Regions from separate parts of the Mus musculus genome. Here all the other regions are linked to region 2. A link is a loop called in an ENCODE intact Hi-C map of the cell type or tissue named here. Cell type or tissue: left cerebral cortex. All regions are shown on one strand.

Region 1 (8,000 bases), 320 kb before region 2:
GCATCTCAATATAGAGATCTAGACGCTCCACCCTGCAGGTGGGGTGGGAGCTGACCAATGTCTCACAGACGGGGACAGCCAAACACGGGACTGGAAATAACCTAGGTGTCCAGTGAACTGTCACGGAAGGTAGCACCCACAGGTGCTGCCAACCTATGCCTCTGTTACAGGCTCTGAGTTGAAGGTCACTGTCTGGGTAACCAGCACACTGAAACTGCTTCAGACCTCGGGACTACGACAGGCATGGGGCAGTGGTAGAAGAATTCAGAAGTTCAAGGCCAGCCTAGGCTACAAGAGACCCTGTCTAAAAACCCAAACTGGAGCTGGCGAGACGGCTCAGTAGGTAATGGGCTTTTCATGCAAGCCGGGAGGCCTCTGCTTGATCACCAGGACCCACGTTAGGGTCAAAGGGCAGAACCTCTCCTCTGGCCTCTACCCATGTGCCAAGACACATACATAGCCTTAGCCAAACACACACACACACATACACCACACACACCATACACACACACACACACACACACACACAAAACATACACACACACACCACACACACACACACACACACACACACCATACACCACACACATACACACACATCATACACACACCGTAACACACACACATACCGTGTACACACACACACACATACACACACATCATACACACACCGTAACACACACACACACACCGTGTACACACACACACACGTACAAATCAAATATGTGCTATAGTTAGAGACAAGAGTCACCAAACCTAGAAACCATTTTTCTTTACAAGTTGGTTGTGTTGGTTCTTTTTTTTTTTTTTGGTTTTTTCGAGACAGGGTTTCTCTGTGTAGCCCTGGCTGTCCTGGAACTCACTCTGTAGACCAGGCTGGCCTCGAACTCAGAAATCCACCTGCCTCTGCCTCCTGAGTGCTGGGATTAAAGGTGTGCGCTAACACTACTTGGCGATTGTGTTGGTTCTTTTGTTATAGTTACCTCACACAGGGTTCCAAGTACTTATTCACATTTTAAACCATTATACTTATGTGATGAGAGACTAAGGCCCTCTGTCAGGAACAGGAAGAGGAAACAAGGTTTCCTTGAACCCTGAACACCAAACATGGTGGAACCTTCTATGGGCACACTACTAACATCAAAGCCATACCCCAAGGATGGAGACCAGGGGACCTGTGCCAGGGACCTTACCTTCCTGGGGTCCTTCCTGTCCTTGGCTCGCCCGGTGTCCTTCCGTGGGCTTGGGGCACCACCCCTGCCACAGCGGCTAGGCTTGGTTGCTGGCGCCGTGTTGCTGGTTGCCTGGACTGCAGCGGAGGCATCGTGTAAGAAGATGCGCTCGCTTCTGCGTCGCGTCCACAGGTCATCATCACTGGCCTCTGGCCCCGCCTCAAAGCCAGGTTCCTTGGGGCCTCGAATCTTCCGGGCTTTGCGTCCCTTCTCTGAGACCAGCTTGGCCTTGTCTGGGCTGGAGGGACCAGAGGCCCGGCTGCCAGGTCCGGGTGCAGCCAGAGACTGTCCGGGCTCCCCCACCCCTTTCTTGGTCCGCAGCAGCCCAGCAGCTGACTGCTTGGGAACCTTCACTTCACTCTCTGAGTCTGTGTACTCGAACTCTGTGCCTGCATGTGGGAAGGAGGAGGTAGGGGCTGGTGGGTAGGGTCTCCACGGGCCCCTCGTCCCAGCCACCTGGCCCTGCAAGGCCACCAGGAAGAAACCCACAGACCCATACCACCCATCGACGCACGCTCTCCTGTTACCAGGAAGAGGTAAACTGAGGCTCAGAGAAGGGCAAGGGTTGGCCCAAGTCCCCTATTCCCTACCCCATGGCTGTTCCCCACCTCTCACCCCAAGAACACCACTAAAATATGTAGGCCCACGGTCCACGCATGGCTCTTTCCACTGCCTCTCAGGAAACCCCAGAAACTAGGCAGGTTGAGGCAAACGCTGCACAGGGAGGCAGTGGAGAAAGCCCCAAGAAAGCACCAGGCCTGAGGCTTGTCTTCCTACATCCCGACAGAGTCCCTTCCTGCTCTTAGGGTCCTTAATCACCCAGGTCCACTCCCTACTGAGAGGCTCCTCAGAGGCCCCTCCTTTCATCCCCTGTAGCAAGTCATACATAATGAGGAGCCTCTTCCTTAAGCCCTGGATCTCTGAGACACACTACTAGACTTCAAGGCTACTCTCTCTCCTCCCTCTTCTACCTTTTCTGATCTTCAGGCTGCTGTTCCACTGTTCCCTCAGCCTAGGGTACAACCACCTTGACAGGAAACACAGGTAAGCTACAGCCCACCGGATCCCCCAGGGTACTCCCTCTCTGTCCACAAGCCCCCTGCCGACATTGTAACAATCTCACAGACCAGATAGCCTGTTGGGTTGACAGTCCCCTTGAAGACCAGCAACCCCTTAAAAAGGACCTGGGGGGCCCAATCCCAGTCCTATTGACTCTCAGGCAACAGGAAGCCTGTTCACAGAGACCCCCATGGGAGGCCCTCTCAGCGGCAGCCATAGAGGCAGGGATGGGGGGCGGGAAGCTTGGTGAACAACAGTTCCTTCAACGCTTAAAGATCTTGTTAATGAGCTTGCTGATAAGCTTCTCCCTGATGAACTACGTGGAGGAAGCAGCTGGAAGTGGAGGGAGGGGGCATTCTTGTACATGAGGAGGGTTCAGTCCATATAGTCAGGTTTGAGAGTTGAGTTTTTGGGGTCCTGGGGTATAGTGCAGTACTCAAAAGAGTTGCTTGCCTAGCATGCATGACGCCCTGGGTTCCATCGCCAGCACCGCACAAAACCTGCTTGGTGGTGCATGTGTGCAATCTCAGCACTCAGGAGGCAGAGGCAAGAGGGTCAGAAGTGTGAGGTCACCCTCGGCGTGTAGCCCCTGCGGAACCATTAGACCATTCTGTATGGAGCAGGTACTGGAAGCTGAGTGAGACCAGGAAGAAGAGAAGCATGCAGCTACAAGGGTCAGGTCTCAGCCTTGCACCCCCTACCCAGGAATTTGGAGCAAGGTATGGGGCGCATGTGCAAAAGAGATGGTCTCAGAAATCAGAAGAGAGAAACCTAAGAATCACAAAGGAGACAGCAAGAGAGGCCACGCCAAACTGTCTAGCCACACCTGGGAGTAAGCCTTAAGGCCAACCACCCAGAGAACAGCAGTGCTGCAAATAAATTTACTAAAGAGACCTAAAACTGAATGGGTCTGACTAAGACAAGTCCTGATAGGTCAACTCAGCTGTGATCCAAACTCCTGGGAAGAGTCTCAATGAAGGATTATGTAGATCAGGTTGGCCCATGGGCACATCTGTGGGGATAGTCTTTATTAGGATAACTGAGGTAGGAGCTGCGGCCTACTGGGGGCAGCATCATTCCCTAAGCAAGAGGAGGTAAGCTGAGCGCCAAAGCTCACGCATTCATTTTTCTCTTTGCTTCTTGATTGTGGTTGAAATGGGATCAGTCTTTTGAAGTTCCTGCTACCTTGACTGCCCTGCAGACTGTAAACTATGAGCTAAAATAAACTGTTTCTTCTTGTCTTTTATCAGGATAGTTTATCACAACAACAGAAAGGTAGCTAGGACAGCCAGTAAGATGCTCATGCTTAAGAGCTTGTACCAAAGCCGGACGTGGTGGTACAAGCCTTTAATCCCAGCACTCGGGAGGCAGAGGCAGGCGGATTTCTGAGTTCGAGGCCAGCCTGGTCTACAAAGTGAGTTCCAGGACAGCCAGGGCTATACAGAGAAACTCTGTCTCAAAAAAACCAAAAAAAATAAAAAGAGCATGTACCACTCTTGTAGAGGACCCAAGTTCAGTTTCCAGGATCCACATGGGAGTCACCTGTAACTCCAGCTCCTGGCAACACCTCTGGCCACTGTGCACCACACACATGTGCATATACTCTCTCTCTCTCACATATGCAATTAAAAAGAATATTTAAGAACAAAAAGGGAAAAGTTTATTAGTTCCTCAAAAGGCTAAAGGAACTTTACAAATTGCCCAGCAATTTGAGTACAGGAGAATTAAAACGTTTCCTCTCACACACAAACCCAGCACACAGACAGTTGAAAGAGTAGCATTAGCTACAAAAGCCTAAAAATAGAAACAACTCAAATATGCATCCACTAGCAAGCAGATGTGTCTCAGAGCTGTACCACGGAGCTATATAAAAACATGGCGTCCTAGCAACCGTTACTATGATGAACTTCAAAATCAAAATGAAAGGTGCTACACACAGGGCTACGTACTACAGGGCCTACCTCATTCTACATACTGTCAGAAATAGGTAAATACAAGAAGAAGAAAGAAATGGTTGGCTAGAACTAGAGGATCTATTTATTTAATTGCTTGCAGGGAGAGAGGGAGGGAGGGAGGGAGGGAGGGAGGGAGGGAGGGATGAAGGGAGACAGGTAGATGCACAGTACATGTATGAAGATCTCTCCTTCCTTCATGCACCGTGAAATACATGTCCCTTATACACATCACCTACATGATCATAATACTTGTTTTTAGAAAACTGAAAAAAAAAAAAAAAACCAGAATAACTATGGAGTGTCAGATAAAAGTGGATTTTAGAACAAAATATAATCCCAGAGAAGAGAAAGGAATACTTCTCAACAGTGAAGATCAAGAACTAACAAAATAATCAAAAACTTGCGTGTGCTCAATAACAGAACTACAAATACATAAAGCAGAAACTGACAGAATTAAAAGGAGCGGTAGTGAACTGTGCAGGTTCCAGTTGCAGATCTTAACGCTTATCTCTAGTACAACGGAAAAGAGTAAGTGTGAACTGTAGAGAACCACGCGGGCGTGACTAAATGGTTAACAGAGTGTCAGTACACATTACGCGTTTACCTCCTAAGAAGTACCATAGAGTTTCAAATTAATTTCCTTTTTCATTGAAATTATTGAATGTACTTTCCAACTAGAATGGGAGCCAAGCAGAGATCTGCAAGAAGACCAAGCAACTACCCTCAGATGTCTGGAGAATAAATAACTTTCTGAGTCATCAATGGATCAAAGCAGAGATCACAAGAGAGATTCAGAATGGTCCCTGAATAATGAGAATCCGCACGCATCAAAACGTGGGAGATGAAACTGAGGCTGTGTCTTCAGAGAGGTTTGGATCTCTGAACAAACGCTTCTTTTGGAAAAGAATAAGGTCTCAAATCAGTGACCTAAGAGGCTACTCTGAAAAAACAGGAAGTGGCTACAAATGACTGACACGCCCAAAGAAAGCAAAGGAAGCAAGGATCAGCAATCAGTAAGTAAGGAAGCTTGTCCATCAATCAGGCCTGAGGACCTGGACTCAATCCCTGGAACCCACACGGTGGAGAGAACCGACTCCAGAAAGCTGTCTTCTGATCGTCACACAAGCACTACGTACTTCACACAAGTACATGTCCACACGCACACATGAATGCATGCATACAAATAAATAAATAAATGTGAATGAATGAATGAATGGGAGAGGGGAATTAATGAAACAGGTAAGTTCTAGCCAGGCTGATCAAGGGAGAGTATATCAGCAATAAGAGAAGAAAAATTACTACCAACCCTACAGACATTACAAGTATGGGGTGGGGGTGAGGGGACACTGGCTAGACAGACGGCTTAGTGGTTAAGAGCACTGGCTGATCTTCCAGAGGACCTAAATTTAATATCCAGCACCCGTATGGTGGCTCACACCATCTATACCTCCAGCTCCATGGAATCTGATGCTTTCTTCTGGCCTCCATGGGCACCAGGCACACAACTGGTGCACATACATGCACACACGTGGGCAAAAGACCCACCTACATAAAAGTGTAACAGGAGCTGTAGCGAGAGCTCATTCAGCAGCTAAGAGTGCTTGCTGCTCTTACAGAGGAGTCTGGTCCTCAAGTAATGTTGGCTTCCATGACGAGAAGCAGTCTAGTGATCTAGTAACAGTCCGTATGTTTGATACCTCACGCTGGATACCACTGAAGTAAATTTTGAGAAACTTGTGTCTCTGAAAGACATTAAGAGGTAAGTTGGCGAGGGAAACCTGTTACCATTTGCTGGTGATGATCATGACCTAAGAGATGGCAATAAGAGACTAAAATATCTTCTGCTATCTTCTGAGGCACCCCCAGAATCATGCATGTGTCCCGCTGTCTGGACTAGAGGATGTTCTACATAGAGCTGCCCCAGTGACAAGGTTTCCTTTCAAAGCTAGAAGTTGCTGCCGGAGAAATCTGGAAATAAAATTCCACAAAGTGAATGGGAGGAGAGGTGGCCTGCACTGGGTCTGGGTTGGAGGTTCACATACCAAGCATTAGATGACTTCATACATTATCTGTGAAAATGCCCAAAGCTCTCAGGTTGAAAAAGAGGACAAGTCTGGCTCAGGATACTCTGGTAGAACTTCCAGAAGGATTCGTACACAGAGAAAAATGGAGGAGGGGATTGAAGAAGCATGAACAAACCAACTAGGGGCCAGCAAGATGGAGCAACAGAAAAGGGGGTCTGCCACCAAGCCTGGTGACCTGAGTTCTATTCCCAGAACCTCTGACCTGGGCATGTCTTCTGTGGCATGTGTGCACCTGGAAACATACATGCAAAGTAAACCAAAGTAAAAATTTTTTAAATGCTTTAAGTAGTTCGTTTAAGTGGTGGTACACAGGATACTGCTTCTACATGCATCAAAGAATAAATACATGCTCATCTGTAGAGGGTGGTGCAGATGCCAGGGGCTCACTGCTGGTCAGAAGGAAAGAGGCGGGACTTCCTAGTCCCTGCAGGCAGGCTAAGAGATGCAGGAAGAGGAAGGGGGTCTTGATTATGCTTCAGAGGGAGAAAGGTGACCAGCCATGTGAGATCCTGGGTGGAGCAGCCATAGGCTGCTTCCCCAGGCAGGAGATCAGAAACACAACTAAAACGAAGGCAGTTTGGGGTTGTTGAACAAGGAAAAGGTAAGCAGGTCACGAAGCAGAGGGCAGGTTAAGAGGTGCTAAGCGTACTGGGGAGAGCACGCTAGCTGCGGAAGATTAGAAGAGCCCACCAATTGAGCCAATAAGGCAGGTTGAAATTGAGTAATGTGTGTGTCTGTGTCTTTCATCTGTGGATCCAATATTCTCTGGGTGGGGGGCTGGTAGTGCAGTCTGCCCAGGGGTAGCAAAAACTACACACTACACTCATCTACTGAAACAAGGTGGTAATGGTCTGAAGAATATGCCACAATGCTTGACTCCTGGTCAACAGCCAATGTAAAGCCTCAAGACACCAGGGCAATTGGTAGGGAATTTTAGGGAGGAAAGAAGGAGCCGTGGGTAGGAGAATTGGGGACATCTTGGGAAAACCTCCAGGAGGCTCCACAGAAACCTGACCCTCGTCACACAGAGCCTCTGCCGAAGGCCTCATGTCTACTCCACAACCCCTACTTCAGAAAGGGACCCATACTCCAGGCTGGCCTCCAACTTGCTGTGTGTTATAGCTAAGGTTGACCTTAAACCTCTGATCCTCCTGCCTGAGTGCTGGGATTGCAGGCATGGACCACTGCAGCTGGCTCATGTGATGCTGGAGATAGATATAGATAGAATACAGGGCTCTGCGGGCCAGGCAAACACGCTACCAACTCAGCTGCCTATCACCAGCCCCAGGAACCATGTCTACTCTAATGGTTGGGGAAAGAACCTTTGAATTCATCAGGGACACAGGGCTCAGACTCACGGACGTAATGAAAGTGAGGCAGGGACAGCTGAGTCCCCTTCCCTAACGTCCTCTAAGGTAGTAAGAGAACAAGCCTCGGCATGCCAATCCTGACTCCTCCAGCCACCAGCTTCTGGCCATCGAGGCCACTCTCCTGCCTCACTGGATTCAGAGAACTTCTCCAATGATGTGGGCAGAATGTTCTCCGTGCCTCTTCTTTCTGCGTCTCTCTCTGTCACTATGTTTTTCTCTGCCTGGAGACTACTAGCCTAGGGTGGCCTCTAGTCACCAGCCCTAGGACAAGGCCTTCCCTGAGCCCCTGGAGACCTTTGA
Region 2 (8,000 bases):
CAGGATAAAGCTGTCCCTGGGCATATGGGGCCTTCTTGGAGCCAGGGTAATTTGGGTTGGTGGGGGTAGTGGGGTAGGAATCGTGTCTACCTTTCCTTTCTTTTCCCTTTTATGGTGTTGGGAGATTGAACCTGCAGGCTCACCTGTACTGGGGAAGCATTTTACTACTAAGCAATAATATGCCTAGTCCAGGGAGTTGTAAAGTCTTCCTCCTCATTAATTCTGTTAATACAGGCCTATAATCCTAGCACTGGGAGGCTGAGGTGAGTTCAAGGCCATTTTTGGGTATATAGTGTCCCTGTCTTAAAACAAAACCCAGACCTACCTCTCCCTTTATGTTGCTGCAGACCAAAAGCTGGTGAAATGAGTGTTCTGAACCCAATTTTAAAATCCCAGGTGAGTGATGAGACATTTGCTTCCTGATGGGATGCTATGCCTGATCATGTAATAATCTCATGGCAGTAAACTGTACAAAAAAATCATGAAGAAGGCCCAACTTCCTAAGAATTCCTCTCGTTACTGGGCATATCTCTCTCTCACCAGCCCCTCAAACTCACAGCCACTACTGAAGGACATAAAGCGCTAGACACTGGACCTTAGCATTTTCTGTATTATATCATTTGTTTTTCTTGGTGCTATGTGAAGTTTTCATTTTACAGATAGTGGAAATGTGGTCAGGGGAATATTTAGTGTAGATCACAATTCTAGGAAGGGGAGGAACTGGAATCTAAGCCCCTCATGGTGAGCTGCCCCCTTTCTGCAGGTAGCCATGAGTTTAACTGACTTTCCATACCCTCCGAAGTACCCAGTATACACAGCTGAGTCCACAGGACTTCGTCAATGAATACTAAATTATGTATCACCAACAGTCTTCAAGACAACTCTCAAAACAGATAGCTTACCAAGAAAGCATACCAAAAGGATTTGTGCTGTGCAGTGCTGACAGAGGAGAAAGACATGCTTTGCTGACTGACTGGAACAGAGGATTCTGTGATGTGTCTCCTGGGAAGTATTAACACTTTAACCATCACCACAGGCTACTTCATGGGTTTAAAAAATTAAGTACCAGGGAGATGCCAGTTCCTGGGCAAGCGGGCAAACACTCAAAGCCCAGGGGAACTGCTGCTAGATCCCTGGGGCCTTCAGCTTTCTCGCTGATTGCTGAGCTTGTGTAGATGGCTCTAGATAGGAAAAGGCAGGTAAAATACAAAAACAAAAACTTCCTTTAGGGATGAGGGGGAAACAAAAGGTCTTAGTTTATATTTTCTTCTCCTGTATGGGGTAAGTTATCTTTCTTCCTTTTAGGCAGTCATTGCTAATAATGGCAAATGTGGGATTTATTTAACTCACAGTGAGAAATGGGGACATGAGGTAAGCAGTGTTAGCCACTGGTGCATTTTTTACTCTTGGAAACACACACACCTGTTCTCTGGTTCGTCCCAGGACTAGGATGGCATGTACAGTTAGCAGACATGCCTGTGTAATTGTCAAATATCATTCCAGGGGGCTAGTGAGATGGCTCAGCGGTTAAGAGCACTGACTGCTCTTCCAAAGGTCCTGAGTTCAAATCCCAGCAACCACATGGTGGCTCACAACCAGCCGTAACAAAAATCTGATGCCCTCTTCTGGAGTGTCTGAAGACAGCTACAATGTACACACATATAATCAATCATTTCAATCAATGAATCCATCTTTAAAAAAAAAATCATTCCAGGGTCAAGAAACCCATGAAGAACAGATGTATGGTGCTGTTCTGACAGAAATTTTTAAGACTAATTTTTACTGTATGCATATAAGTATCTTGCCTGCAATATATGCATGTGTACTGTGTGTGTGCTTGGTGCCTATGGAGGCCAGAAGGCAGCACTAGATCACTAAGATTGGAATTAAGGGCAGTTCAAAACTGTATCAGGAACTGAAGCCAGGCCCTCTGCAAGATCAGCAAGTGCTGTTAACTACTGAGCTGCTTTTCTAACCCCTGCTACAGGAAATGTAAAAGTGGAATTTGACAGAAATATTTGAGCAAAACCAGTGCAACTCTGAAGCCCTTTGCTAGTGTGGGACTTGCACTAACTGTTGCTGTCTGATGGAAGGACAGCTTCCAGTTATGGCCTTGGGATGCCCTGGGGCTTTCCTTCGGGTTTCTAGCTCTACTACTGTACATCACCTGGTGTCAAGCTTCAGTGTCCACTTAGCACAGTCTCTCTGTAGTGACCAGTGGTGAGTCAAGGGCTCTGTTCCATCCCTAATGGACACACAGAAAGCTCAGCAACACCACAGCACCGGAGACCTGAAGCTCTTCACTACGACCTCTCTGGAAACTGCAGGAAGAACAGACCACATTCATAACAAGGACTTCTTATTCTAACTCCTCCCTTTCTGACTCCAATAATGGAGTATGGACTTTATTCCAGTAAGTGAGCCCTCACCTACAGGCTTCAGAATCTTTTGTCACCAAGACTTTTGGCTCTTGTCACTGTAACTTCCTGATTTAAAGGTCCTCCCTGACAGAAGGAGCATGAAGGCCAAGCTTCATCATCTCTGGATAATGTGAAGGCTTGGTTTAGTCCAGGAGTCAGCAGACTAGCTAGGTTCCCCAATTAGTACGTGGCCAGTAAGTGGCAATGGCCTGGTGCCACAGCTGGAGAGTTGTCTTGGCAATGACAGCTGGATAATTTACATTCTCTTCACATAGCCACTCAGCTACAGCAGGCAGCTGCAGATTGCTGGTTTTGTTTTTTGTTTTTTTTTAAACAACAAACTGGTTTACTGCAGACGTAAATTTTGGTAATATTTCACAGACTCTGAGTTATGAGCATTGAAGGCTACAGAGGCTGTCACAGGACCTGACAACTGTAAGAAAGACAAGCATGGAAGAGGGTATGTAGGTGGAAACTGACGAATAAGCCAAACTCAAGTGATCCTGGGCAGAGATGGGTGACTGATTACACAACCGATAGACATTCAGTGTCCACAGAAAGAATCCAAACAAGATTTTCTTCATGTTATTTTCATACAACTCTTTACACTGGCCATCTTTCCTTCCTTAGTACTTGCTTACTGTGCACTGGTAAATCTATACCTCATTACTAGAATTTTTCTAATTTTCCACATTGAAAAAGCTCTATGTGTACTGTGGAATAAGAAGCAGACTTGTATATTTAAGAGGGTAGAAAGATTCAACAGGGAAATGTTTGAACCTACGGAAAAAGTATTCCATAGAATATTGGAAACCATCTCAGAACCTGCCAAAATATACCTTCTTCCACTCCATATCAAACATACTTAACCACTGTTAAAAGCAACATGCTGAGTCAAGTTGATGAATTCTTTATGTCAGAGTGTACCAGAGAAATGAAGGTCTGGATACACACTCCATCACATCCATGAGAGCCTGCCTATTTTATAGGACAGTCTTAAGTCTCAGTCTTCAGGGATTCTGGGCACCAAGTCTTTCCCAGATAATGCACCACTATCAAAGCCTTATCTCAGAGTGACAGGTTCCTGAAACTCTAACTTGAGTGTAGCTTCCTGGCAAACACTGCAGTGAGAAAGCAGATGCCTTTGGTCTTACATAGGACAAAATTAGCTCATGGCTCACTTTTTATACAAAATCCTCCAGGATTAACTGTCAGTTCCACCATCTTGTTGAAGAGAAAGGGCGCCACACTGGGGCAAGTACAAAGGAAAAGGCAGATGTCCTCACAGCACAACCATCTCTGCCATTAAATCTGAATGCACACAGTAGTTTGCTTTAGCACTAACCTCAAAGAATTTTGTCCATTCTGCTTACAAGACAGTTGTGCTGACACATCTACTTTGGAAATACCCAAGGGGGAGAGGGCACTTTTCTTGTGGAATGCTAGTGCCATCTAGTGGCAGCTTATTCCATAGTTCACACAAAACAGCTTCGTACAGATGCCTCTCTGCATTGTATTATAGGTTTGGTTTTTATCTTATCTCCCACAGACACTTTCCTCCAAGAGCAGAAAAAGAACCTAGAGCATGAGTGCCTTTATCTATAGGTAAAGGTTAAATTTTGAAACAGATGGTCCTGGAAGCTATAATATCCTGTGCTACATCTCTTCACTGTGGATACTGTAAATAAGATGAATGAGCAAATGGAAGCTCTGAGAACCACCCAACATTTGCACAGTAACCATCTCCCTACTGCATCAAACTCCAGACTCCACGATCCTTCTCCAGCCTCAGTCTCTTTAGAATGGGTGACTTAGTCACTTCGCAAGTGTGCACTGAGAACTGTACTGGAAGGCACCAGGCAAACACACAGTTGGCACTTGTTTTTTTTCCTGCTGAAACCCTCCATATTCCCATTAAATCATTGATGCAGTGGATGGAAGCAGTGGATGGAAGCAAAGGACTCTCCTGCACCTTGCCTTATTCACATTCCGTTTCCAACTACATGGCCTGACCCGGCCTCACTCTAAGCCCGCTCCTCTTCTCTAGATGTCCAGCCAGCTCTGACCCTTGGGGTCTGAAGCTGCTGCTGAGACAAACCTGAAGCTTAGTAGCAACAGAGCCATTTCTCCATCATGGCGTGTGTCCATCTTAGCAGGAGAACACAAAGTGAACTAAATGCCCTGTCCTTTGCAAAAGCTGAGAACACATGATGTGCAGTGCATTATGAACTGCTAGCTATAAGCAGTTATAAAGTTGTATAAACAGATAAAGAACTTTTCATCTGGCCTGATTCAAAGTGCTCACTGCCTAGTAACTCCTATTTTCCCTAGGCCTAGACCTGGCAATTGCTGTTCAGTTCTTGCTACTTGCATCTGGTTACTTAAGAAATTGCACATGAGGTCTCTGGCCGCCACGTCCCTGCATCTGCAATGGATGGTCATTCGGAACTGCTCCAGTTTCTTGATTAAGAGGTATAAGCAGACGTACAGCACAGAGCCAAATAAACTGAAACTCCTTCCCCTACAACGGGCTAATTCACTGCAAGACTGTCGGAGTGGAGCCAGCGGCTGATGGCAAAGGGGTCCTGGTAGTTATGAAATGCAGATTCAGTCAGGGAAAACCTGCCACTTCTTACACGTTGTGAATCCATTAGTACTTTTGAAGAGTTTTTACGTTTTTTGCCTTTCAAATTCTATATTAATTGACTTATGTATAACTACCTTATTACAGAATTCTATATGTCCATACAGATTTTCCCTAACTTACAGGTGTGTATGTGCTGTATTTGAGTACAGGACAGGGAAAAGAGCAAGCAAAATATACGACACAGCAGAAGAAGACACATTTTCACAGCACCTGTCTTTATAAAATGACATAGACGAGAAATCCTGAACTTTGCAATTGGATTTCCACAAGTAATTTCATCTCTGTAACTATGCCAACTGCCATCACCAACCTTCTCTTGCTTCATGAATGGAAGAGGCAAACTATTCTCATGCATCAGCCTACACAGGCCACCTGCATAGTGCAAGCCAAACTCAAGCAAGGTGCTAGAAACACAAACCACTGTCCTCCGTACCTTTCGGCAGCGTGGGTTGGGGCAGCTGAACCTCTTCACATCGCTGTCCAACAGAGCAGGGAAGCTGCAGGAGGGGCACCTGGAGCAACAGGAAAGCGGCATCACTCAAGATGTTTAAAGGTGGGTCTCCTGGGATTGTGCTACCAAGATGGAGGATTAAGCATGGCAGACAGTGCTTTGTATTCCTTAATTATCACTACAGCCTAGACTGAGCTGCCTCCTACACTGCACTTACAGGGACAACACAGGCACCATGCCAACGTCCAAACTTACTGTCAACCACATACCTCAAGCTCTCAAGGATTCCTTGTAACCATTACTCTTCCTCCCTCCCAGGGTGCAGTGACTCAGCTACAGGCTAGAATACTAGGTAACAAATAAGGTGTAGGCAGAGCCATCGATAGATGCTTTCATTATAAGCTTAACTGATTGTTGCAATAGCAAGAAGGGCCAGAAAATCCAGACAGAATCTTCTTGCCTGGTAAAAGCAGACTTTACCTTGGGGAATGAGTAGATTGTCAGCACTCACCGGACAAGCTCATCAGCATAGGCTGCAGCGACTTCTTCCTCAGCTTTCCGTTCATAGTATTTGTACAGAATGGTCTGGGGGAGCACCTTCTCCAGCTCACTGGTTGGGAAGGAGCACGTGCAGCTGCCTTCCATGCAGCTGAGTTCTGACTAGAATAAAGCAATCAGGCAAAGGAAAAAGTTAGCCAGGGCTCAGAATAACGAAGAGTAAAGGGTCCAAATGCATCTTTCAAGGGGAGGGACAAGAGCACAACCATGAAGGTAGCAAAGCCCTTCTCCTCCGATGAGGAAGTCATAAGTAAGAGCATAATGGCTTTCCTTCTGTGATCCTACCAGAGGACCTCCAGCAGCCCAAGCGATTATCTATGAAGAAGGAACACCAGTGGTAGGTGATACAGATCAGTGAGCTGGGAGAGGCTGGCTTCAGTGTCTGAAGTAAGCAGCTTCACTTGTAAAGTGCAAAGCTGGAGACTCTGGGAAGGGGAGGGGAAAGGTGGTGACTAGATATGAAATTGGGGGTTGGGGGGGGAGTGGTTCCAGCTTCTACTCTGGCTTTCTCTGGATGGCAATCAATAGAAAGGAGAAAGGTTTGGAGACAGCAGAGCTCAAGTGAAGATCTGAAGCAAACTTCCCATATGGAATAGCAATATCCCTATCTCCTCTTCCCACTTGGTTCTAGCATGCTGGGATGAAGGCAATTTCATATCCACAATAAGGTGACAAATAAATAAATAGATGTACATGTCATATTGTAAAGATTTGCTCTCAGTGTCCTCAGTTTCTATCTGTTCTACATATTGGTGTTAATTCTCGAGGACTTATTATACTTAATCAATTATTGCAAATGGATACTCATTTTTGATTTTAGAAAAATAAAAAATGCATATATGACTATTGATACCTTTTTAGTCTTTCTAATTACAACTGCTTTAACAAGAAAAGCAACTAAAAGTATAGTTAGTCATTGTCTGTGTTGATTTTTTTTTTTTGCTTGGTGTTCCAAATCAAATTAAAACTGGCTATTACAGCCAAGCATTTGAGATGTTTTGTCAACAATTTAATGTTGCCCATGTTACTGAGATTTTTATAATTCTCAAGGAAACAGTACCGTGGAACTTTAAATCTATATCTTCAAAAAAAATTTTTTTTTAAATTTAGATGCCAAAAATCTCACTGAGTGTCTATGGCACCCTACAACCAAGCATACTCATGAGATGAAGGGATCCACTTATTGGTACATGGCATGATCCTGTTCAGATACTTAATATTGGGGAAAGGGGCAGTGTTTCTGTTTTTTCCACAGAATGCTGCAAGAGCATGCTAGCTTCCAATGTGACAGGCTGACCTGTGAGTAGGAATTGACAGTGCCCTGACAGTGGTGACAAGAAAGCTGTATTGATCGTACAGAGAAGGAGAAATCGGAGAGAGCACACATAAGCAAAATAAAGAAACTCTTCCTATCTCTGCCATGGGCTACAGCAAGGAGAGCCAAGCTGATGTCAACTTGGGGACAAATAAAAAAGCTGACTCGGGAGGCAGAAGGACTGCTACAGAGTATTGGACAAGATTTCATCAGAGACATTGTTTTTGGCCATTCAGGCCAGCTCCTTATAGCTATAAAAGCTTGTGTACCTTACCTGTATGCTTATTGTTAAGTAATTTTAAGAGTCAAGATCACCAATCTTGGCAAGTCTTTTTCATATTCATTGTAATTCTTGTCAATTAACTAATTGTGTAGATCCTAATTTAGATAAGGAATCTACTGTTATGATTTTGTTAAAGAGACGTGCTTATGTTTTGCTGCTTATTAAGAGTTAGGAAATGATCCTTGGTTTAAAAATCTGGGAATGCAAACTTTGAAAAGGTATCTACCACAGCCTTAGTTCAGCAGCTGCATATCGCTCATTTTGTTAATGATATGCATAAGAATATTTCCATAGCTTTGTCAGAGCAACATATTATATAGATAAAA
Region 3 (8,000 bases), 130 kb before region 2:
GACCTGCAAGTCCTCCTCTGGCCTCTGCAAAAGTGTCTGGGCACGCAGGGGAACCACTTAAAAACAAGAAAAAAAAAACCCAGCATTTGTAACTGACTTGGAATACGCATAGGATGAAAACGATATGTAGAGTGTTATATGCTTATGCTTAGGGGTAAGAACAAATGTCAATATGTTCAGCACAGACAGTTTTGTAGAAAGTATTCCTATCAAGGTGTGGTGGCCTATTCCTGTATCTTAGCACTCTGGAAGCAGAGGCAGGAAGAGTGGGAGTTGTAGGCCAGCCTGGGCTACATGGCCAGACCCTGCCTATGAATAAACAAACAAACAAACAAACAAACAAACAAACAAATAAATAAGGGCTAGAGAGATGGCTCAGTGGCTAAGAACATGCACTGCTGCCTTGCAAGTTCAGTTCCCAGCACCCCACAGGACCCATATAACTCCACCCACAGGACCCATATAACTCCACCCACAGGACCCATATAACTCCCAACTCAGGGGAACTGACATTCTGGCTTCTGTGGGCATCTGCACTTTCCTGCATGAACTGAAACCAGCACAGATAACTAAAAATAAATCTCCCTGGACCTGGCAGTGGTGGAGCACAGCTTTAATCCCAGCACGTGGGAGGCAGAGGTAGGCAGATGTCCAAGTTCAAGGCCAGCCTGGGCTACAGAGTGAGTTCCAGGACAACCAGGGCTACACAGAGAAACCCTGTCTCAGAAAAACCAACAACAAAAAAGAAATTTGGGCTGGTGAGATGGCTCAGTGGGTAAGAGCACCCGACTGCTCTTCCGAAGGTCCAGAGTTCAAATCCCAGCAACCACATGGTGGCTCAACCATCCCTAACGAGATCTGACTCCCTCTTCTGGTATGTCTGAAGACAGCTACAGTGTACTTACATATAATCAATAAATAAATCTTAAAAAAAAAAAAAGAGCTTAAATGCCTGAGTAGCTACTTTGAAAAAAAAAAAAAAAAAAGAAAAAAAGAAATCTCCCTGGGGGTTGGAGACATGGCTCAGTGGTTAAGAGCACTGGCTGCTCTTCCAGAGGTTCTGAGTTCAATTCCCAGCAACCACAAGGTGCTTACAACCACCTGTAATGGGATCTGATGCCCTCTTCTGACACTCAGGTATACATGCAGATAGAACACTCATATATGTAAAATAAATAAATAAATACATCTTTTTTAAAAATCAGACCCAGTGGTTCTCACATGCCGGAATCCCATAAAAAATTAATTAAAAAATTTTTTAGGGGCTGGTGAGATGGCTCAGTGGTTAAGAGCGCCGACTGCTCTTCCAAAGGTCCTGAGTTCAAATCCCAGCAACCACATGGTGGCTCACAACCATTCACAATGAAATCTGATGCCATCTTCTGGAGTGTCTGAAGACAGCTACAGTGTACTTACATATAATAAATGAGTAAATAAATATTTAAAAAAAATTTTTTTTAATAAGAAAAGGAAGGAATCTTCTGGCAGTGGTGGTGCATGCCTTTAATCCCAGTGTTTGGGAGGCAAAGGCAGGCACATCTCTGAGTTCGAGGCCAAGGCCAGCCTGGTTGATAGAGTGAGTTCCAGGACAGCCAGAGCTACAGAGAAACTGTCTCAAAAAGCAAAAACAAAACAAACAAACAAACAAACAAACAAACAATACAGGGTCTGCCTGGCGTGGTGGTGCATGCCTTTAATCCCAGCACTCTGGAGGCAGAGGCAGGCGGATTTCTGAGTTCCAGGCCAGCCTGGTCTACAAAGTGAGTTCCAGGACAGCCAGAGCTATACAGAGAAACCCAGTCTCGAAACAAACAAACAAACAAACAAATAAACAAACAAAAAACAAACAAACAGGGTCCACTGGAGAGATGGCTCAGTGGTTAAGAGCACTGACTGCTCTTCCAAAGGTCCTGAATTCAATTCCCAGCAACCACATGTTGACTCACAACCATCTCTAATGGGGTCTGATGCCCTCTTCTGGTCTGTCTGAAAATAGCTACAGTGTATTCATACACAAAATAAATAAATCTTAAAAAAACAAAAACAAAAACAAAAAACAAAAAACACGGTCTAACTGCATAGCCTTGGCTTCCCTGAAACTCTCCATGTGGAACAGGCCCCTTGAACTCATCAGAGTTCCCGCCTGTCTCTGCCTTTCAGGTGCTGAAATTCTATGTGCACCCCACACCTGGCTACTGTTTAACTCTGCCCTTTTATTGATTGATTGATTGATTGATTGGTTGATTTATAAGACAAGGTCTCTCAGGTTGGTCTCTAACTCACAGAGCTCTTCCTGCCCCTGCCTTCCTAATGCTGTGCCACCATGCCTGGCTTATTTTTTTTTATTTCTTATTTAGTCATTTTGCATTTTTGAGACAGATTCTCACATAGGCCAGGCTACCCTGGAGCTTGCTATGTAGCTGAGGCTGGGCTCGCACTTTTCATCCTCCTGCCTCTTCTTCTCAAGTGCTGGGATGACAGATGTGCACCAGCTCCTTCAGGCATGACTATCCTGTCTGCGCTGTTTGTTCTGAGATAGGTTCTTAAAATGTAGCCCAGGCTGGTATGGAACTTGATATGTAGACCAGGCTGGCCTTGAACTCACAGAGATTTGCCTGCCTCTGTCTCCCACAGTACTGGGATTAAAGGTCTGTGCCACCATGCCCGGCATTATTATTAAGTTGTGTTTCAAAGCGTGCTTCTGTGAAGGGTTTCTCCTAGGTGACCCATAGGAAGGTCCACCACAGGCCGGTTGAGCTCTGGTGCCTCCTATTGGCAAACCCTAACAGGAAGCTGGCCGCCAGGGATTCTGGGAGATGTAGTTTATCGTTGCATCCTGTGGCCCAGAGGAGACTAGCGGATCTGAAGCTGGGAGCCAATAGCTCTGAGCAGGCCATTAGGGACATTTTACTCTGGATCTAACAAGTCCCTATGCTGCTACCCAGTTGCATGGATCTGGACACACAGCTGCCCACTAACATTACTCCACACACGGGCACTTTTGAGTTTGTGCCTGGACAATTTTGCCCATCCAAGCTATATGGACTTGCAGATGTCTCCTTGCTGGACCAGGGACTTTGACTGTGACAGTGGACTCACTGTCTTGGCTTGCAGGTGATCCAGACACAGAGCACAGGTAGTGCAAGGGTCCTGTGGTGGTAGGTGGCTTTGGGTAGAGGTGCCCTTGTTCCTCACTCAGCCTTAGTTCTCACACATGAGCGTAACAACGTTAAGAGTGATTCTTGCTGGATTTCTGTCTGAGCGTTGGGCACCCAGCTTTGTGCGGCGCTTGAAAACAAATGCAAGCTCTCCAGGTCCGATTCCAACTTGTCCTCCTTAGGGAAGACGTCCACCATTGCTAGGAGGACAATTACAGGCTGGGCTCAGCTCTGGGGTTTACTTTTCTTAGGGACGGAAGAAAAGAGGGCCCCACTCTTTGAATTCCACGTAGTTCAGACCTCGAATCGCCTCTCCGGGATAGGCTGCTATGTTCACGGCAGCCGCCAGGTGGCGACAGAGACGCGCCCATCGACTCAGGCTGGGCGGGGCTGTACCTGCCTATGCGGAGAACTGCAGGGGAGACGCCCACAGACCCATTTAGGAGGAAGAATTCTGAGTTCTAAAAGGCAAAATATCCCAGGCCTGGTTGTGAAGGCCTTTAATCCTAAGGCTTAGGAGGCCGAGGCAGGCCGATCTCTATGAGTTTGAGGCCAGCCTGGTCTGCCTAGTAAGTTCCAAGACAGCCAGGGCTATGTAGGTATGTAAAGAGATTCTGTCTAGATGACCTGAGTTTAATCCTTGGTATGCACACGAAAAACTGGATTCAGGGCCATGCATCTGTAACCCCAGAACTCCTATAGCAAGACGAGAGAATGAGACAGGAGAATCTCCAGGAAACTGGCTCGCTGGCCAGCTAGCCTAGATAGGGGAAGAGTAGCAGCAGAGAAGAGATACAGGAAATGTTCCTGTGCTGGGTGTGTACACTGGCGATGTGGCACAAGCCTGTGACACAGGCTTATAGGAGGCAGGGGCCAGCAGTCTCTATGGGGCGCCAGGAGTCCAGCTTTTCTTTTCTTTTCTTTTTTTTTTTTTTTTTGGTTTTTCGAGACAGGGGTTCTCTATGTAGCCCTGGCTGTCCTGGAACTCACTTTGTAGACCAGGCTGGCCTCGAACTCAGAAATTCGCCTGCCTCTGCCTCCTGAGGCTGGGATTAAAGGCGTGCACCACCACGCCTGGCTTTTTAAAAAGATTTATTTATTGTTATATGTAATTACACTGTAGCTGTCTTCAAACATACCAGAAGAGAGCATCAGATCCCATTACAGATGGTTGTGAGCCACCATATGGTCGCTGGGAATTGAACTCAGGACCTTCGGAAAAACAGTCAATGCTCTTAACCACTGAGCCATCTCTCCAGCTCGAGTCCAGCTGAACACCTAAATCAAGCCCCCATGTTATATGTGTGTGTGTGTGATCATATATCATATAGCCTAGGCTACCCCTCAAACTCTGTAAGAAGGCGAAGATGACCCTGAACTCCTGTCACTTGCTTCTACCTTCTGAATATTGGAAGTAAAGGCCTGTCTTGCTTGGCCTTTACTTGCTATTGTTGTGACAGGGCCTCTCTGTGTAGTCCTTGCTGTCCTAGAGCTCCCTATGTAGACTAGGCTAACCTTGAACTTACAGAGATCAACCTCTCATTGCCTACCGAGGGCTGGGATTATAGGTATGTTACAGGCTGGCCTCAGACCCGTATCATGCCTTCTCCCTCAGCCTCCCCTTTTTTTATTTTTCCCAAAGATTTATTTATTTGTATTTATATGAGTACACTGTAGCTATCTTTCAGACACACACCAGAAGCATACATTGGATCTCATCACAGATAGTTGTGAGCCACCATGTGGTTGCTGGGAATTGAACTCAGGACCTCTGGAAGAGCAGTCAGTGCCCTTAACCATTGAGCCATCTCTCCAGCCCCTCCCTCAGCCTCCTAAGGACAGGGACCACACACTTTTCAGCTGATTCAGACCCCACCCGCATGGATTTTACCTCCAAATGTATCCCAAGACACCAACTCCGTTTTCCCTGCTTTGGTTTAAGAGACTCTGGGTTTACTCGAGTGCTGTGTGATTTCACAAAAGTTCGCAGCTTCTCTGGGCTCCCACGCACCACGTAGGCACAGAGAAGGGACTGTGGCTGCTTCGACTTGTAGGAGTTGGAAAATCTTGCTTTCCTGGATCTCACTGGATTTAGAAAACCAAAATTTGCAGAAGCCTTTCGCCTCTGTCCGGGTCAGAAGCAGCCGATTCTGATCTGCTGAATTCTCAGCGCCCTCTGCAATGGGAGACCAAGGGTGGAGGTAGACACCACACACAACTGGGGCCAGGGGTCAGAGAGAAACTCCCTGGTCTGCAGGCATCTTCTTCCCAGAACTCTGAAACAAACCAGTTTCCCCTGCAAGCTCCGCCCACGCTCCTGACCTCAGAGTCCGGAACTCTCCAGATTGGTCCATCTCTAGTCGTTCCTAACCACAACTAACACAAAGAAATTGGCAAGCTTTGCCACACCCACTTCGCCAGGCCACGCCCACGAGAATACTGGCTTCCACCACCACATCTGGCTTAGGAGACAGATGTGGGACATTGAACCCAGGTTCTTGGGCCTGCGAGCAAGCATTCCACTGACTGAGCTCCAGTCCCAACTGTTTGTTTTTCTGTTCTTGGGGTATCTATAACCCATACTGGCATGGTATAACTCATGGTAATCTTTCTGCCTCCACCTCTTAAATGCTTGGATTAGAGTGGGTGTCCCTGCAACAGTTTGATTATGTTATTAGACTTGGTCTACAGGGAGGCCTGAAGCCAGCTCCTACAGTGTGTGTGTGTGTGTGTGTGTGTGTGTGTGTGTGCGCGCGCGCGTGTGTGCCCACGCGGCGCACGCGCACACACGAACACACACACACACACACACACACATAGATACAAGGACGCAGGCCAGAGAAGTACACCCACTGAGCCTGGAGCTAGGTTGGTAGCCAGCTGGTCCTAGAGTTCTCCTGTCTCCACAGCAACCGTGGTTACAGATCCTGACTTCCCTCATGGATGCTGGGGATTTGAACTCAGTTCCTCATGCCTGTGTTTCAAGTATCTTACCCACTGAAACATCTCCCCAGCTTCTCCTGTGTCCTAATGACATGTCATATGGCTTTTCTTTTCACAGCTTGCCTATTTGAGACGATATTTTCCTTTTTTTTTTTTTTTTTTGTTTTTTTGTTTTTTGAGACAGGGTTTCTCTGTATAACCCTGGCTTGTCCTGGAGCTCACTTTGTAGACCAGGCTGGCCTCGAACTCAGAAATCTGCCTGCCTCTGCCTCCCAAGTGCTGGGATTAAAGGCGTGCGCCACCACCGCCTGGCGAGACGATAATTTCTAAAGGTACAAACAAAAATTTGGAGTCTGGTCGTGGCTGGTCATAGCTGAAATAATCCTGGCACTTGAGAGGAGGGGAAGGGTCAGGGTTTGGCGGTGTGAGGCAGTGTCCAATAAAGGAAAGCAGAGGGGACCTCCATGATGGCTCAGCAGGCAAAGGGGCGCGCTGCCAGGCCTGCCAACCTCAGTTTGACTCCCGAACCCTCAGAATGGAGAGAACTGATTCTCGAAAAATGTTCACTGATCTCTACATACGTTACCAAGGTGCACACACACACACACACACACACACACACACACGACTAATTGAAGCAGAACAGGATAGCAAATCAAAGACAGAGCTTGGTGGTGCTGCATGTCTTCAATCCCAGATTCAGAGGCAGGCTGAGCTTTGAAAGTTGGAGGCTAGCCTGGTCTACAGAGGGAGTTACAGGATAGTCAAGGCTTCAAACTTAAAATGTAACTGACAATGGCCTTGAACTCTTGTTTCTCCAGCCTCAGTTCTGGACTACAAGTACTGGGATTACAACACAAAGAAACTTTGTCTCAAAAACACAAAAACAACAACCCTCCCTGCCCTTCCAAAAATCCATGAGCAAACAAACGAAATGAAGGCAGGAGCCTCCTGTTTGAGGCTAAGCTCCCTCAATGAGTCACAACCCAAGAGAATAAAAGTCAAAAACTCAAGTGGCCATGCTGAATTTCAAGTGACCCAGGGAAAAGAACTCACCTGTTGTCTGATCTTCGGAGAAACTCATAGATGAATATATAACAACCCCGCTTTCCAGTCAGGCCAGTTTAAATCATCAGGTATTGAAGTTCTTTGCTTTAATTATAACCAAAAAGTGTTACCATAAGACACCTGGGTATCAATCTCTTGAGTGTCCTTAGTTTTCGACTCCCAAGGTCCCTCTTTCTCTAAAGCCAGCCCCTCCCTAATGCAGCAGGACAGCCTACCCTTAGTAGATCTTTAAGTTAAAAAAAAAGGTGAAGATTTATATATTTGTTTGTTCGCCTGCCCATCCATCTACCCATCCATCCATCCATCCATCCATCCATCCATCCATCCATCCATCCATCCATCTATGAGTTTTACTACCTGTGTACTGTATGCATGTACATCTGCTTACCAGAAGAGGGCATCAGATCCTAATGTAGATGGTTGTGAGCCACCATGTGGGTCCTGGGAACTAAACGAGGTCTCCAGAAGGGCAGCCAGTGTTCTTAACCTCTGAGTCATCTCTCCAGGCCCTGTTAAGTGAAACTTACTGTAAGTTTTCCTTCCTGCTGCCTTGTCTCTCTCCATTTGCTTCTTTCTTTCTTTACTTTGTGGTGCTGGAATCCCTAGGCCATACTGACTTTTTTACTTTTTAAAAACTCAGGAGTGGTAGCGCATGCCTTTAATCCCAGCACTCGAGAGGCAGAGACAGGAGGATTTCTGAGTTTGAGGCCAGTCTGGTCTACAAAGTGAGTTCCAGGACAGCCAGGTCTATACAGAGAAACCCTGTCTCGAAAAAACAAACAAACAAACAACCTCAGGAGTGGAGAGATGGCCCAGCAGCTAAGAGCATCC

What was found. A loop is a pair of places that touch in the nucleus more often than their neighbours do. Peaks named below come from ENCODE experiments on the same cell type or tissue, not always from the same donor. Only the 100,000 strongest peaks of a DNase experiment are listed, where the experiment ranks them.
Region 1: it touches region 2 in a loop (2.2-fold over the local background); 2 of 42 quality-filtered maps call a loop at or near these places.
Region 3: a loop joins it to region 2, with 11 times the contacts of the local background. A loop is called at or near these places in 20 of 42 quality-filtered maps.

What each region holds. Positions count from the first base shown.
Region 1 is chr5:142,742,210-142,750,209 of GRCm38, forward strand. Tnrc18 (trinucleotide repeat containing 18) reads right to left here. Exons shown (of 28, transcript NM_001122730.3): 17 at 1,194-1,621. Among named protein-coding and RNA genes, the nearest start is that of Slc29a4, 44 kb to the left of the region's middle. In left cerebral cortex, no CTCF peak of the experiment used is centred here; DNase peaks (open chromatin) are centred at 4,167 and 4,952.
Region 2 is chr5:143,062,817-143,070,816 of GRCm38, forward strand. Rnf216 (ring finger protein 216) reads right to left here. Exons shown (of 17, transcript NM_080561.4): 12 at 6,030-6,178; 13 at 5,501-5,579. It overlaps Gm43380 (a long non-coding RNA gene), which reads left to right. Exons shown (of 3, transcript XR_003955828.1): 3 at 3,970-5,506. Among named protein-coding and RNA genes, the nearest start is that of Gm43380, 28 kb to the left of the region's middle. In left cerebral cortex, a CTCF peak has its summit at 3,872 (motif pointing left); DNase peaks (open chromatin) are centred at 2,633 and 3,857; H3K27ac peaks cover 1,828 bases.
Region 3 is chr5:142,933,001-142,941,000 of GRCm38, forward strand. No RefSeq gene overlaps it. Among named protein-coding and RNA genes, the nearest start is that of Fscn1, 23 kb to the right of the region's middle. In left cerebral cortex, CTCF peaks have their summits at 1,979 (motif pointing left), 2,773 (motif pointing left), 3,508 (motif pointing right) and 7,564 (motif pointing right); DNase peaks (open chromatin) are centred at 2,806, 3,512, 5,157, 5,446 and 1 more place; H3K4me3 peaks cover 641 bases; H3K27ac peaks cover 458 bases.